Regions from separate parts of the Homo sapiens genome. Here all the other regions are linked to region 3. A link is an interaction called in ENCODE POLR2A ChIA-PET data of the cell type or tissue named here. Cell type or tissue: MCF 10A. All regions are shown on one strand. Links, peaks and the distances in the headings refer to the core of each region. The heading gives the core; the rest is flanking DNA.

The links. ChIA-PET counts read pairs that join two places held together with the same protein. Peaks named below come from ENCODE experiments on the same cell type or tissue, not always from the same donor. Only the 100,000 strongest peaks of a DNase experiment are listed, where the experiment ranks them.
Region 1: POLR2A ChIA-PET joins it to region 3 with 5 read pairs; 4 of 35 experiments call an interaction of 5 or more read pairs at or near these places.
Region 2: POLR2A ChIA-PET joins it to region 3 with 5 read pairs; 4 of 35 experiments call an interaction of 5 or more read pairs at or near these places.

Annotation. Positions count from the first base shown.
Region 1 is chr9:111,808,669-111,813,221 of GRCh38, forward strand. No RefSeq gene overlaps it. Among named protein-coding and RNA genes, the nearest start is that of SHOC1, 16 kb to the left of the region's middle. In MCF 10A, for the core only: no CTCF peak of the experiment used is centred there; no DNase peak of the experiment used is centred there.
Region 2 is chr9:111,900,793-111,905,345 of GRCh38, forward strand. The region is part of intron 1 of UGCG (UDP-glucose ceramide glucosyltransferase); the gene reads left to right. Among named protein-coding and RNA genes, the nearest start is that of UGCG, 6.3 kb to the left of the region's middle. RefSeq lists an enhancer at 2,967-3,066. In MCF 10A, for the core only: no CTCF peak of the experiment used is centred there; no DNase peak of the experiment used is centred there.
Region 3 is chr9:111,741,749-111,745,748 of GRCh38, forward strand. The region is part of intron 10 of SHOC1 (shortage in chiasmata 1); the gene reads right to left. Among named protein-coding and RNA genes, the nearest start is that of SHOC1, 51 kb to the right of the region's middle. In MCF 10A, for the core only: no CTCF peak of the experiment used is centred there; a DNase peak (open chromatin) is centred at 1,723.

The DNA.
Region 1 (4,553 bases), core at 345-4,344, 67 kb after region 3:
AGTTGTCCCACCTTTCCAGACCAAACCAGTGTTCATCTTGCATATGTTGATTGATGTCTCATGTCTCCCTAGAATGTATAAAACCAAACTGTGCTCTGGCCATCCTGGACACATGTTGTCGGGACCTACTGAGGCTGTGTCACAAGTGCACGTCCTCAACTTTGGCAAAATAAACTTTCTAAATTAACTGAGACCTGTCTCAAATTTTCAGGTTCACACTACTCATCTAGAGTAAAAGTCCTCATGAATTCACTGCAAGACAAGAACACAGGAAAGCAACTACCACACAGAAGAGATGTGGACCCCAAAACGTTGGTCTCTTACATCCAACCAGGTGTAATTGGCAAGTAACACAGAGCCAAGCACTACACCTGAGACATCCTCATCACAGTCACAAAGACTGAATCTAAAACTTTGTCAGTACCCTGTGACTTATGGATGACTGTATTTGCTATACAACAGTGTGCTGGTATAGATATAGGGGTGGTGTGGGTGGGCGTGGGCACTAAGTTGCTAAGTAGTCTGCGCTTACTGTCCCTAATTGTTCCTGCTAAATTCAGGCATCCTTAAGGTCCTCTGAGAGAAGAAAACCCTCAAATCTTATTGAAGAGAGGCTCTTATTTCATATTCTCCTTCTCTTCTTGCATCTTTTCCCCCATGCTTTCTTCTCTTACTATCTTCTGTAAAAAAATTTTCTCTCTACTTCTATTCCTGGTCTTCCTTGCTTTGACTCTTCCTCCTCATATTCATGCCAAACTGTTTTTATTTAATTTATGCCTATAATCCCAGTACTTTGGGAGGCCGAAGTGGGTGGATCACTTGAGTCCAGGAGTTCGAGACCAGCCTGGGCAACATGGTGAAATCCCATCTCTACAAAAAATACAAAAATTAGCTGAGTGTGGTGGCACATGCCTGTAGTCCCAGCTAAATATTAATATTTAATATTAAATAAATTAAATATTTCTGTATTTATTTAACACAAATGATGGGTTGCTTCTAACTGGAGTAGCAGGTGAGAGTTTGGACAAAGGGAAATGATCTGCAGTAACAAGGCAGAGACATCTGAAAGTCTAGGGAATATATTGAAAAATGTGATGAAAAAAATTCATTGATTTACCAATACATATCATGATGGCTGAGATGAGAGGAAGTTGAGAAGCGTATAGCTCTTCCCAAAGGAAATATATACAAAATATCCCAAAGGATATGCAGCAGACTCATCCTTTTAATAATTTCCAAGTAAATAGTCAAAAACCCTGCTTAGGAAAAACTCAGAAAATATTGCTTCCACTGGCTTCAGATGGCCTGCTGAATTCCTATGACTCTGTAGACTTCCACTAAATCCAAAATTGAGGAAATTTAAGGGACACTGCATTAATAGTATAATCACCCCATGCTTTCTGATACATGCCAAGGTTCTTCTTAGCTGAAAGTAATTTGACCTGGCTATTTGCTAAATGGTTCAAGTCTGAATGCTGGAAGATTTAACTAACTGCCTTGTGAGAACTACCTAAAGCTGATGCCATGTGGGTAGGCTTGTCCTGTAAGAATTGTTGAACCAGCCTGCTTACTGCTGAAACCTCCTTTGCAAAAATTATAAATGAGGAAATTATGGCAGTGAAAGAGATCAGACCTAATCCACTCCATCCTGCTTCTAACCTTTAAGCCATCTTTGTTCATTCCTAGCTGTAGGCTGAACTAGCCTTGGGAAGGAATTCAGTTCATGGTTTGACTCTGAAACAAAATTGATAATAGCGCTTTCCCCAAAAGACCTCCTTCTTGCCTGGGGACCAGTCTGCCTTTGTAGGACTAACAAATTAGCTACAAGATTAGAAATTATGGTTTAGGGGTCATGCAGCCTCTGGCTATAAGAGTGGGAACCTCCCCTATTGCTTCTAGGGATAACATCACTATTGCGAAACCTGAAATTAGTGCTTGAGATATTTTGTAGACCCTGCACTTGATGGATCAGCTGATACCACCTAGACTGGCAATCTGGCTCAACCAGTTCTGTGATCCCATCCAGGAACAGAGCACAGCAAGAAAACCTCACTTGATCCCCTGTGATTCCATCTCCAACCTGACCAATCAGCACTCCCCACTTCCTGAGCCACTACCTGTCAAATTATCTTTAAAAACTCTGACCTCCCCCTTCCATGCTCAGAGAGACTGATTTGAGTAATAATAAAACTCTGGTCTCCAGCACAGCTGAGTCTGTGTGAATTACTCTTTATTGCAATTCCCTTGCCTTGATAAATCGACTCTGTCTAGGCAGTGGGCAAGGTGAACCCACTGGGCGATTATACTACTACCCACTTTTTTGCTGCTGAGCTCAGCTGTCTGGTTGGGCTTCTATCCAGTGCCTCCTCTATTCCAACAGATGTATCCGTCTTACATAATAGGACTATTCTCAACTCAGACCATCCTACCTCTACCAATGAGTTGTGAAGGCAGAACACGTGACCAAAAGAAAAAAAACAGAAGCAGAAGAAGAAAGTTTAAATAACCCCTACACAATCTGATTTTGGATTTCAACTAAGAAAATAGCATTTTATCTGATAAAATGATATATGATTTCAAAAATCCTACTGAAGCTAATTTCTCTAATTCAACTAATTTGAGAATGCTTGTCAGAACCTTCTTAGAGTGGTGCCAACAACATTTCTATACTCACTTGTATATGAGAAAGTTTAGGCAGAAATCAGAATTTTGATTTGCTAAAATGTAATCTTTGATGGTTAAAAAAATTCATTGTTTTTTTTTACATAAACATTAACATGAAGCCAGACTTTGGAGGACTAGATTATGAATAAGGTGGCTTTTTAAACTTATTGTTTAAATCTCACACTTTTGAGAATGAAAAAAGCAAATTAATAATCATGCCAGGGCAATGGGAAAAAACTGAGGCTGTTGCAGTCAAGTCAGGAAGTTCAGTCACTCTAATTATCAGCCACATTTTGTGAGAACGTATTCAGAATTTCCCGTGTGGTAGGAGAAGGGATGCTGGAGAAATTTTCTCCCTGCATCTGCTTTCTCACTTCCCTTCCTCATTTCCCTAGAGTTCCCTAATGTCTCCTCCAACATCCTCAGCTACTTTTTCTCATCTTTATTCACTAGAATGTGAACTGAATTTGACATAAAAATGAAGCATCAAAACTAGTTTCACAGCCAGGCACTGTGGCTCATGCCTGTAATCCCAGCACTTTGGGATGTAGAGAGGGGCAGATCACCTGACGTCAGGAATTCAAGACCAGCCTGACCAACATGGCGAAACCCTGTCTCTACTAAAAATACAAAAATTAGCCAGGCATGGTGGCCCGTGCTTGTAGTCCCAGCTACTCGGGAGGCTGAGGCCTGAATCTGGGAGGCGGAGGTTGCAGTGAGCCGAGATCACGTCACTGCACTCCAGCCTGGGGAACAGAGCGAAACTCTGTCTCAAAAAAAAAAAAAAAGAAAAGAAAAGAAAAGAAAAAAAAAACATCTAGTTTCACATATACTTGAACTTCAGTGGCTGACTATCCTTTGCAGCAAAACAGGTGTAATTTTTAGGAAACTCAAGAGTGGCTACCAGTGTGGCTGCAGATGGTACAGCATTAATGTAAAAGATACATCTGTATATCCTATTTTTCTTTAGAGAAGAAATTTCATACCCCCTTTCTGGCATGTAAAAAAGCAACAGTATTAGAAGGTTAATTAGAAGTTGAATGAAGTTTCATGCAGACTAGCTTGTCGATCAACAAACTTGACCTGATTCTATCTTATCTATGTGGCACTCACGTGGATTCTCATATCTCCCCCAAGCAAAAGGAGAACAATCTGCCTTATTCACAGCATTTGTGCTGAATGCCTGAGATGCACATGCCATGCATGTCACAAGGCAATCATGTCTTCACAAAGTTAGAGAAAGAGGTAAACCTATGATGGCTGGCCCAGTGACCCCTAGGGACTTCAAGAAATCCCAAAGGAAATGCAGCAGACTCACTCTTTGAATAAGATGTCACCCTTTGAAGAAAATGTCAGCAACAGAAAAGTCAGAGGTAGAGCAACGATGGGAAGAAGATGTGCTTTCAAAAAACTTTTGAAAAGTGGCTTTTAAATAAAGTGGGAAAAAGCATGTCTTTACTTACAACTTAGACAAATACCAGCTCTCAAGCTTCTATGTGAACAGGGTCTGTTAATGAAGTTGTCTTCAATGTGTCTCCAGATGTGTCTCAGGCACATGAGAATCATCGTCAGAAGAAAGAGGGAGCCACCCTTTTGACAGACGTTGCAACGTAATAATAATGACAGAATTATAAATAAGTAAGTTATGATAAAGAATAGCCAATACTTACCTGGAACTTACTATGAATCAGGGACTGTCTTGAGTACTTTTTCTGTATTATTTCAAGAAAACCTGGGCTTAGAGTCATGCAGGCCTAAGTCTGAGTCCTGGTTCTGTTACTTTTTAGCTGTGTGGTCATGAGGAAGGAGTTTCTTAAACTTCTTTAATATTAAGTTTCTCCAAATATAAAATACTCTTAGGGTTGTTGTGGAAACAGATTAGATCAGGT
Region 2 (4,553 bases), core at 345-4,344, 160 kb after region 3:
CCCTGGAGATTTTTTAAGTTTTTTTTAAAGTTAATTCTGCTTTCTACAAACGTATTTCCTTTATTTTGTTTATTGTTATTTTTTTGAGACAGTCCTCTCTGTTGCCCAGGCTGGAATGCAGTGGCTCGATCACGGCTTCACATCCCAGGCTCGAGCAATTCTCCCACCTCAGCCTCCCAAGTAGCTGGGACTACCGGTGCATGCCATCACGCCCAGCTAATTTTTGTCACCCAGGCTGGTCTCAAACTCCTGGGCTCAAGTGATCCCCCCACCTTGGCCTCCTGAAGTTCTGGGATTACGGGCGTGAGCCACTGCGCCCAACCCAAATATGCTATCTCTAATGTACAGCAACTTCAATACCTGATGCACAGTTTTTGAATGGAATTTGCATACTCATTGTGTCAGGATAACTGCGATAAACTACCCGTCAAAAACTGGTTATGTTTTTCATGTAAATTTTAGCATTTGGGATATTATTTTTAGTTAGTACGATCTTTGCCTTAAATTCATGAATACTTGGTGTTCCAAGCCTTAGTGGAATGTAAATTGAGAACGTCTTTTTTGGGTTTAGTCCTGCCAATGCCCTTGGACTGTGGTCAAACGTTCATCAGTCAGGATCATTGCTACAGGGCTACTTTCAGGGAAATGAATAAGGCAGTCCAGCAATTCAGCCCCTTTAACCTGAGCCTGGGAAGATACGGAATTAGACTATAGTGTGATAGCTTTAAAGAACAAAGTGAGGGGCAGTGTGGGGAGGGAGAGCATCAAGAAGAATAGTTAATAGATACTGGGCTTAATACCTCGGTGATGGGATGACCTGGGCAGCAAACCACCATGGCACATGTTTACCTACGTAACAAACCTGCACATCCTGCACATGTACCCCTGAACTTAAAAGTTGAAGAAAAGAAAAAGAGCAAAGTGGAAATTGCAAGATTTTAGTATTCAGTGATGGTTCTATTGATTCATTATCCCTGCCTTTCTCTCTGACATTAGTTAGTTCAGCACACCTTCATATCTATCCTAGATGTTGAAGCTATGTCTACTCGCTGGTATCTCTAGCTGCAGCCTTGTGCCCCCTCGATTTTATATTTCTTATTGTAGCCTTTATCCTTCTGGATTACTAATCTTGGATCACAGTAGCTTAAAATCTTACCATGAATCCTCATTGCCTCCGGGTTACAGTTCAAACTCCTTAATGAGACAAGCACAGCTCTGTAGGAGCTGAACCAGCAACGTTGTATTACTGGCATTTCCCCAAATGTACAATGTGCTTTCTTTGGAATTGTCTTTACTTTCTTTCTTTTTTCTTTCTCTTCCTTCTTTCCTTCCAAAAATCTTGCTTAATTAACTCCTACTCGTTCAAGTCATTTTAGACTTTAGTTCCTTATTGGGTTAGGTGCCCCTTATGGCACCCAGCCATCTCCTATTTGTTTTCTATGGTGGTGGAATCTTCTACATTCTATAGTGTAGTAAGCCCATTGTCCAGTGGGCAGAGTTTGTGTTTTCCTATAGAGCTAACTCACTATTGGTTATTTTACCTTCTGTGAGAGAATTTGTGTTAGCAAGGTTAAGCTTGCACAAGAAGGTGTGCTTTATATTGCTTATGAAGCCCATTTTGAAGCAATACCATTTTTGAAATAAGTGATACAGGTAGTAAATTGGTCATGATATACTGATTATAAACAAACAGTAATATAGTCATGAGTGATAACAATAACAAAGGTCATTAGTCACTGGAAATTGCTGGCATGGACTATGTGAAGTTAGGGACTTGCTGATATAGCAGTGAACCTAATTTTACACGAAATACTAACAAGCTTTGTGACTTGGAGCAGGGAAGATAAATTCCTAGAGTCAGATAAATTGGTTCAGCAGAACCACACAGCGGAATTATAAAAACAACACATTCTGGGGTTGTTAAGCAAGGTGAACTTTTGCCCTTGTGGAATTCATATTCTTCCTTAGAAACCTAGAGTGAAATTCTCTCTTTTTTTTTTTTTGAGACAGAGTCTCATTCTGTTGCCCAGGCTGGATGGCAGTGGTGCGATCTCGGCTTACTGCAACCTCCGCCTTCTGGGTTTGAGTGATTCTTGTGCCTCAGCCTCCCAAGCAGCTGAGACTACAAGCACGTGCCACCACACCCCGCTAATTTTTGTACTTTCAGTAGAGGTGGGGTTTCATGATGTTGGCCAGTCTGGTCTTGAACTCCTGGCCTCAAGTGATTCCCCCATCTCAGCCCAGCAAAGTGCTGGGATTACAGGCATGAGCCACTGTACCCAGCCGAGTGAAATTCTTGTGCCTCACTTGTGAGGAGCTGTATTAAGGTTGCTGCAGAGGCTGCTTCCCGCCATCTGAAGGGGAAGGAGCCCACCCTCCTTGTTTAACCTTTACCTGTCTCCAGTGGGTTTCCCTGCATCCCAGGCTTCCCTCTTGCAAAAGCCAAATTTGAAAACAGAACTGTAAAAGAAGTTATTTAAAAATGAGACAGACAGGGCGTGGTGGCTCACGCCTGTAATCCCAGCACTTTGGGAGGCCGAGGCAGGCAGATCACCTGAGGTCAGGAGTTCAAGACCAGCCTGACCAACGTGGCAAAACCCCATCTCTACTAAAAATACAAAAATTAGCTGGGTGTGGTGGCAGGCGCCTGTAATCCCAGCTACTTGGGAGGCAGAGACAGGAGAATCGCTTGAACCCAGGAGGTGGGGCTTGCAGTGAGCCAAGATTGTGCCACTGCACTCCAGTGTGGGTGACAGAGCAAGACTCTGCCTCAGAAAAAAAAGAAAAATGTTCCCACCTTGGCTTTTTTTCTTTTCTTTTTGAGATAGGGTCTCGCTCTGTTACCCAGGCTGGAGTGCAGTAGTGCGATCATGGCTCACCACAGCCTTGACCTCCCAGGCTCAAGCAGTCCTCCTACCTCAGCCTCCTGGGTAGCTGGGACTACAGGCACATGCCACCACGCCTGGCTGATTTTTGTGTTTTTTGTAGAGACGGGGTTCCGCCGTGTTGGCTAGGCTGGTCTCGAACTCCTGAGCTCAAACAATCTGCCTGCCTCGGCCTCCACAGGTGCTGGGATTATAGGCCTTTCCATTCTTCAGTCACCCAGTCTTTCTAGACCTGTGGTTGTCAAGTTTGACTGCACTATGGAGTCACATCAAGGGCTTAAAAAAAAGAAACAACTGCTGCCTGGGTCTCACCCCTACAGACATGGTTAAATTGGTTCAGGCATCAGTATTTTCAAAACTCCATAGGTGACATGGATGTGCAGCCTAGGCTGAGAATGATTGCCCCAGGCTGTCTGCCCACAGTTGTGTCCAGCACCTGCCACCTCTTGGCTTCATTTAATTCTCCATTTAGCCTAGAGCCCACAGTTCATCACTTCATTATCTTGCCTCTTGCCTCACCTCGTATCAGTCTGCCCTGTTATCTTGAATCCATCCAATAATTATAGCTGCTCAACTTTGAAAATCCTACAGAGGGTAATCACACAGCCATGTGGACTAATACTACTACACATTGGTAGTCTCAGGGCTCAGCTAAACCTGCATTGCGGTGCTGCCTGGCAGTGCTTTTTTTTCTGTGTTTAGCTCTGACATCCATCACTTAAAAAAACCTCTTCTAAATCTTCATTCTACCGCATTCTTGGTAGATGACCTTAGCTCCTACTTCATACTGTGGATCCCATCATGCCTTAAATTAGTTTTTTCTTTTTCTCTCTTTGCCCTTCGGCTAGCTCTTCTTGAATTTTTAAAGAATTTCAAGTAGTCTTTAAAAAATTGAACTAGAGGCTGGGCTTGGTGGCTCACACCTGTAATCCCAGCACTTTGGGAGGCCGAGGCAGGTGGATCACCTGAGGTCAGGAGTTTGAGACCAGCCTGGCCAACATGGGGAAACACCATCTCTACTAAAAATACAAAAAATTAGCCGGGTGTGGTGGTGCTCGCCTGTAATCCCAGCTACTCCGGAGGCTGAGGCAGGAGAATCACTTGAACTCGGGAGGTGGAGGTTACAGTGAGCCAAGGTTGTGCCATTGCTCTCCAGCCTGGGCAACAAGAGCAAAACTTTGTCTTGGAGGAAAAAAAATTCAACTAGAGAGCCAAGGCGGGGAGGATCGCCTGAGGCCAGGAGTTCAAAACCAGCCTGAGCAATATAGCAAGACCCCATCGCCACAGAAAAATTTTAAAAAATTAGCCAGAGGCAGTGGTATGCAGTGAGCTATGATTGCCACTGCACTCCAACCTGGGTGACAGAGCAAGATTGTATCTCAAAAAAAACTAGAAAAATTAAACTAGAAGCCGTCTGTTCCACCCTTTGGCCCTTTCACTCACTGTCAGGTTTCAGTAGAAACTAGTGTTTGTTTACTGTTATCACATTTCAACTCCCATTCATTTACTTTTTAACCGATTTTTAGCTGTCTACCCTTATCCTCCATGAACTGCCCCAATTCTTGCCAAAAGTGCTCAGAGATAGCAGCAAGTACATATGTAATCTACTGGACATTACCATTCTTACCTTGGTCTCTCCAGCAGCATTCAGTGTTATTCTTTCTTGAA
Region 3 (4,000 bases), core at 1-4,000:
AGGCTCCCGAGCAGCTGGGATTACAGGCGTCTGCCACCATGCCTGACTAATTTTTGTATTTTTAGTAGAGGCGGGGTTTCACCATGTGGGCCAGGCTGGTCTCCAGCTCCTGACCTCAAGTAATCCGCCCACCTTGGCCTCCCAAAGTGCTGGGATTACAGGTGTGAGCCACCGCGCCTGGCCCAAAATTTTATTTTTAAAAAGTATTTTTAAAGTACTTTTACACTCAAAATCAAGTGAAAAATTGACTTTATAAATGTGTAAACTGCAGTCGAGTTCTACAGACCAAATATCAAACACAGTACTCACTTCCTCCATCCTTGGGAAAGTTTGGTAATTTGTAAACTCAATTGTTCCTACTTGACTGTAAATTACTCCCACCTCTACCTCCCTCAATGGAACCTGGAGCCAGAGAGGGCTGACTTGGGAGAGTTTTAGCACTTCCCTCCATAAACTATGCTAGCGTCAACCTTATACGCCACCAAAAATAAAAATACAATCTAAGTAAAATTACCATGCTTACCATGCACATAGCAACCTCAACAAAAATTTTTATAAAATTGCTGTCCCCAAGTCCATTCCATATAGAAATTCTGGATCCTCTACTGGCTGAGGATCAGAACTGTGAAAAAGTCCTTCTCTGGAGATGGCAGAGTCCTAAAGTTTAGTTCAAGACCTTCAATCTTGGTGGGTTTGTGAGTGAGTGATGTGTGTCTGTGTATGTGTGTTTAGGGGTACTCGGGGGGAGAAGGGAGAAAATAAGCATGTCAATCAGTGTAAATTACAGCTCATCTGTAGCTATGATGCTACTAGCCTTCGTAGGGGAAAGACTATTAATTCATAAACCCCTTAATCTGTGTCCCAAGCTCCCTGCTACCCTGAGTGAGAACTGATTGTATTCTGTTTCTCTGTTCATATGGAACATATATGAGCATGCTAATTATAAGTATTGCCAGTTAAATTGACAGTCTAGGGCAGTGGAAAGCTAGGTTTTATGTCTAAGGCATCCAGTTTACCCACATAATCCAAAAATCTGGTCATGTGATAGAAAATTTGAGAATCTAGACAATTCCTGAATCTTACCAAGGTTTCTTTGACAACACCTCAGATTGTAAGCAACTATTTTAAAGTGAAAGGAACGTGTTATATTTAGCAGGCCATGTCCAATATAGACACACATTTTCACTCTTAACGGAGCTTTCTGAAGGCATGTCTGAATCTGATACATTGTTCATAAAAATATATTCACAAGTCAGCAGTCAGTTAGTAGCTTAATAAAATCTTATGCCATACAGACTTTTCTTTTTTAGCCCATAAAATCTAGCATAGAATCTTATATGTGGTAGGCACTAAAAATATTGTTAACTGGGTATTATTTTCAGCCAAAATGTTGTGCTCTGAAATAAAAATAATTGGGACCATAAAAATAAGTTAAAGCTACAATAACATTCTTTGTTATTTTTCCTTCTTTTTTTCAAAAAAATTTTAACACCTTTTCTCCTTGTTTTTAGTTTTACAGTTGAGATATACAGTAGTTCCCCCTTATCCATGAGTTCACTATACTCGGTTTCATTTATCTGTGTTCAACTGCAGTCCAAACTATTAAACAGAATATTCCATAAACAATTCATAAGTTTTAAATTGCACTGTTGCGAGCAGTGTGATGAAATTTCATGCCATCCTACACCATCTCGCCCAGGATGTGAATCATCCCTTTGCCCAGCATATCCACACTATATGTACTCACTACCTGCCCATTAGTCACTTAGTAGCATTCTCAGTTATCAGATCAGCTGTTGCAGAATCACAGTGCTTGTGTTCAAGTAACCCCTTCTGTATTTAATAATGACTCCAAAGCACAAGAGTAATGAGGATGGTATTTGTTATGGTCGTTCTATTTTACTATTTTACTATAGTTATTGCTGTTAATGTCTTACTATGGCTAATTTATAAATTAAACTTTATCATAGGTATGAATATATGAGAAAAAACAGTATATATAGGGTTCAATAACATTCGCAGTTTCAGGCATCCATTTAAGGTCTTGGAATTTATTCTCCCGGCATAAAGGGGGACTACTGTAAACTCATTTTTAAAATATGGATTTTTAAGCTTTTACAGTTGCCAAACAAATGGAAGTGATTTATCTCTTGCTGGTAAATGTAGTAGTGAGGGGAAAACTTCTTTCAGTTGTTTCAAATGGCTCTAAAACCATTAGCTAATTTGAAAGCCTTTTTTTTCTAACTTTGCCAAATCGTAAGTCATTAGTTAAGATTTGTTTCATAAATTCTTATTAGATATTTGAGTTATAACAATAGACATATAACTTGTGATTAAAAAGAGCTTATTATGGTTTAAATACTTCTAAAATCAAACTGAAATTAAAGATCATACTAATTTCTGCTAGTTTCTGTTTCTAAAAATGCCAGTCTGTCATAACAGATGGATTAGGGTGTATGGACTAAATAAAAGAGTAAAAGGGCACTAACAAAAACAGTATATGTCCTGCAAATAAATATCTTGTACCTTATCAAGAGAACTAAAAGTATTTAAACAAAGTGTATGTAGTTTCCATACTTGTCCTATGCTCTTTTTAGGGCTCATATCTGATATGGACAATTCTTAGTTCATGATAGAACTCTGTATAGCACAAATTTACTCTAGAAATGTAAATAATTCTTAGCCAGAAGATAAAGATATATTTAGGGCCCTCAGTCTTATGCTTTGACACTTTCCTGAGACCATTAATAGAAGCCTAAGCAGCCAGTGATGAATTATACAGCCTTGACTCCAGCTGGTCCCAGTAATCCAAATAGCACTCTCCTCTGGCAGATCAGCTAATTATAACAAGAATTCAAACCTAACACACACAGTTCCCACAGTTTCCAGTCCTGGAATAATTCATTAGAGACTTGTAGACTTTACTGTCATCTTCCTGAAAATATGTTATTTTAGGACACATTAAGTTCTAGGTTTACAGTAGACTAATTGTACTGGTTATGTTCCCAATTTTTTAACTGGCGTAAGAAGCAGAGGAATGGAATGGCTTTATTCCAGGATAGCAGACTAATCAATCTTAGAAAACATTAAGCTACATGTGTGCTGCATGGTTTAAGACAGCAATGAAAGCTATCTCAGACTCTATCAAAGGGCAAGGATGCTGGGCTATTAAGCTATGCAGTTTTGGCTCAAACTAGAATATAATGACCTAGCCCTGCAGTATCAATTCTACAATTTCAGACTATTCTGTGCAATAATGATGGGGTATTGAACAAGTTTACGAATCAAGCCTTGGTTCTGTATGTCTGGTCCACCCATTACTGAGACCACATTGACAAGAGGTGAACAAGGTCAGTGGCTGTCCTCTGTTAGAGATAGGACATCCATAAGAGAGCAAGGACTCTTGCACTCTTAATGGGAATAAACTGATAGCCAAATCTATTGATCAACGATTGTCCACACTGCTCTGTGATCTTTGGCTACTTCTGGCCACAGACCTATGACAAATCTTTTAGTAGACCTCTTAACAACCTTATAGATACTATTATTATCCCAGTATTGTAGATTTAAAAAACCTGAGGCACAGAACAATTAAGGTTGCAGTTAGAAAGTGATAGAGCTAGGCAATCTGGCTCTAGTTCAGAGCTTCTAACCACTTATTATGGGCTGAATTGTGTCCCCACAAAATTCTTATGTTGAAGACCTAATCCTCAGTACCTCAGAATGTGACTGTATTTGGAGACAAGGTCTTTAAAGAGGTAATTAAGTTAAACAGGGCCATTAATACAATGTGACTGGTATCCTTATAAGAACAGGAGATTGGGGTATAGACAATGATAGAGGAAAGAATATATGAAGGCAAAGGGACATCTATAAGCCAAGGAGGGAGGTCTTAGAATGAAACCAACCCGGCTGACACTTGGTTCTTTCACTTCTCACCTCCAGAACTGTGAAGGAATAAATTTCTATTGTTTAAGTCATCTAATCTGTGGTATTTGTT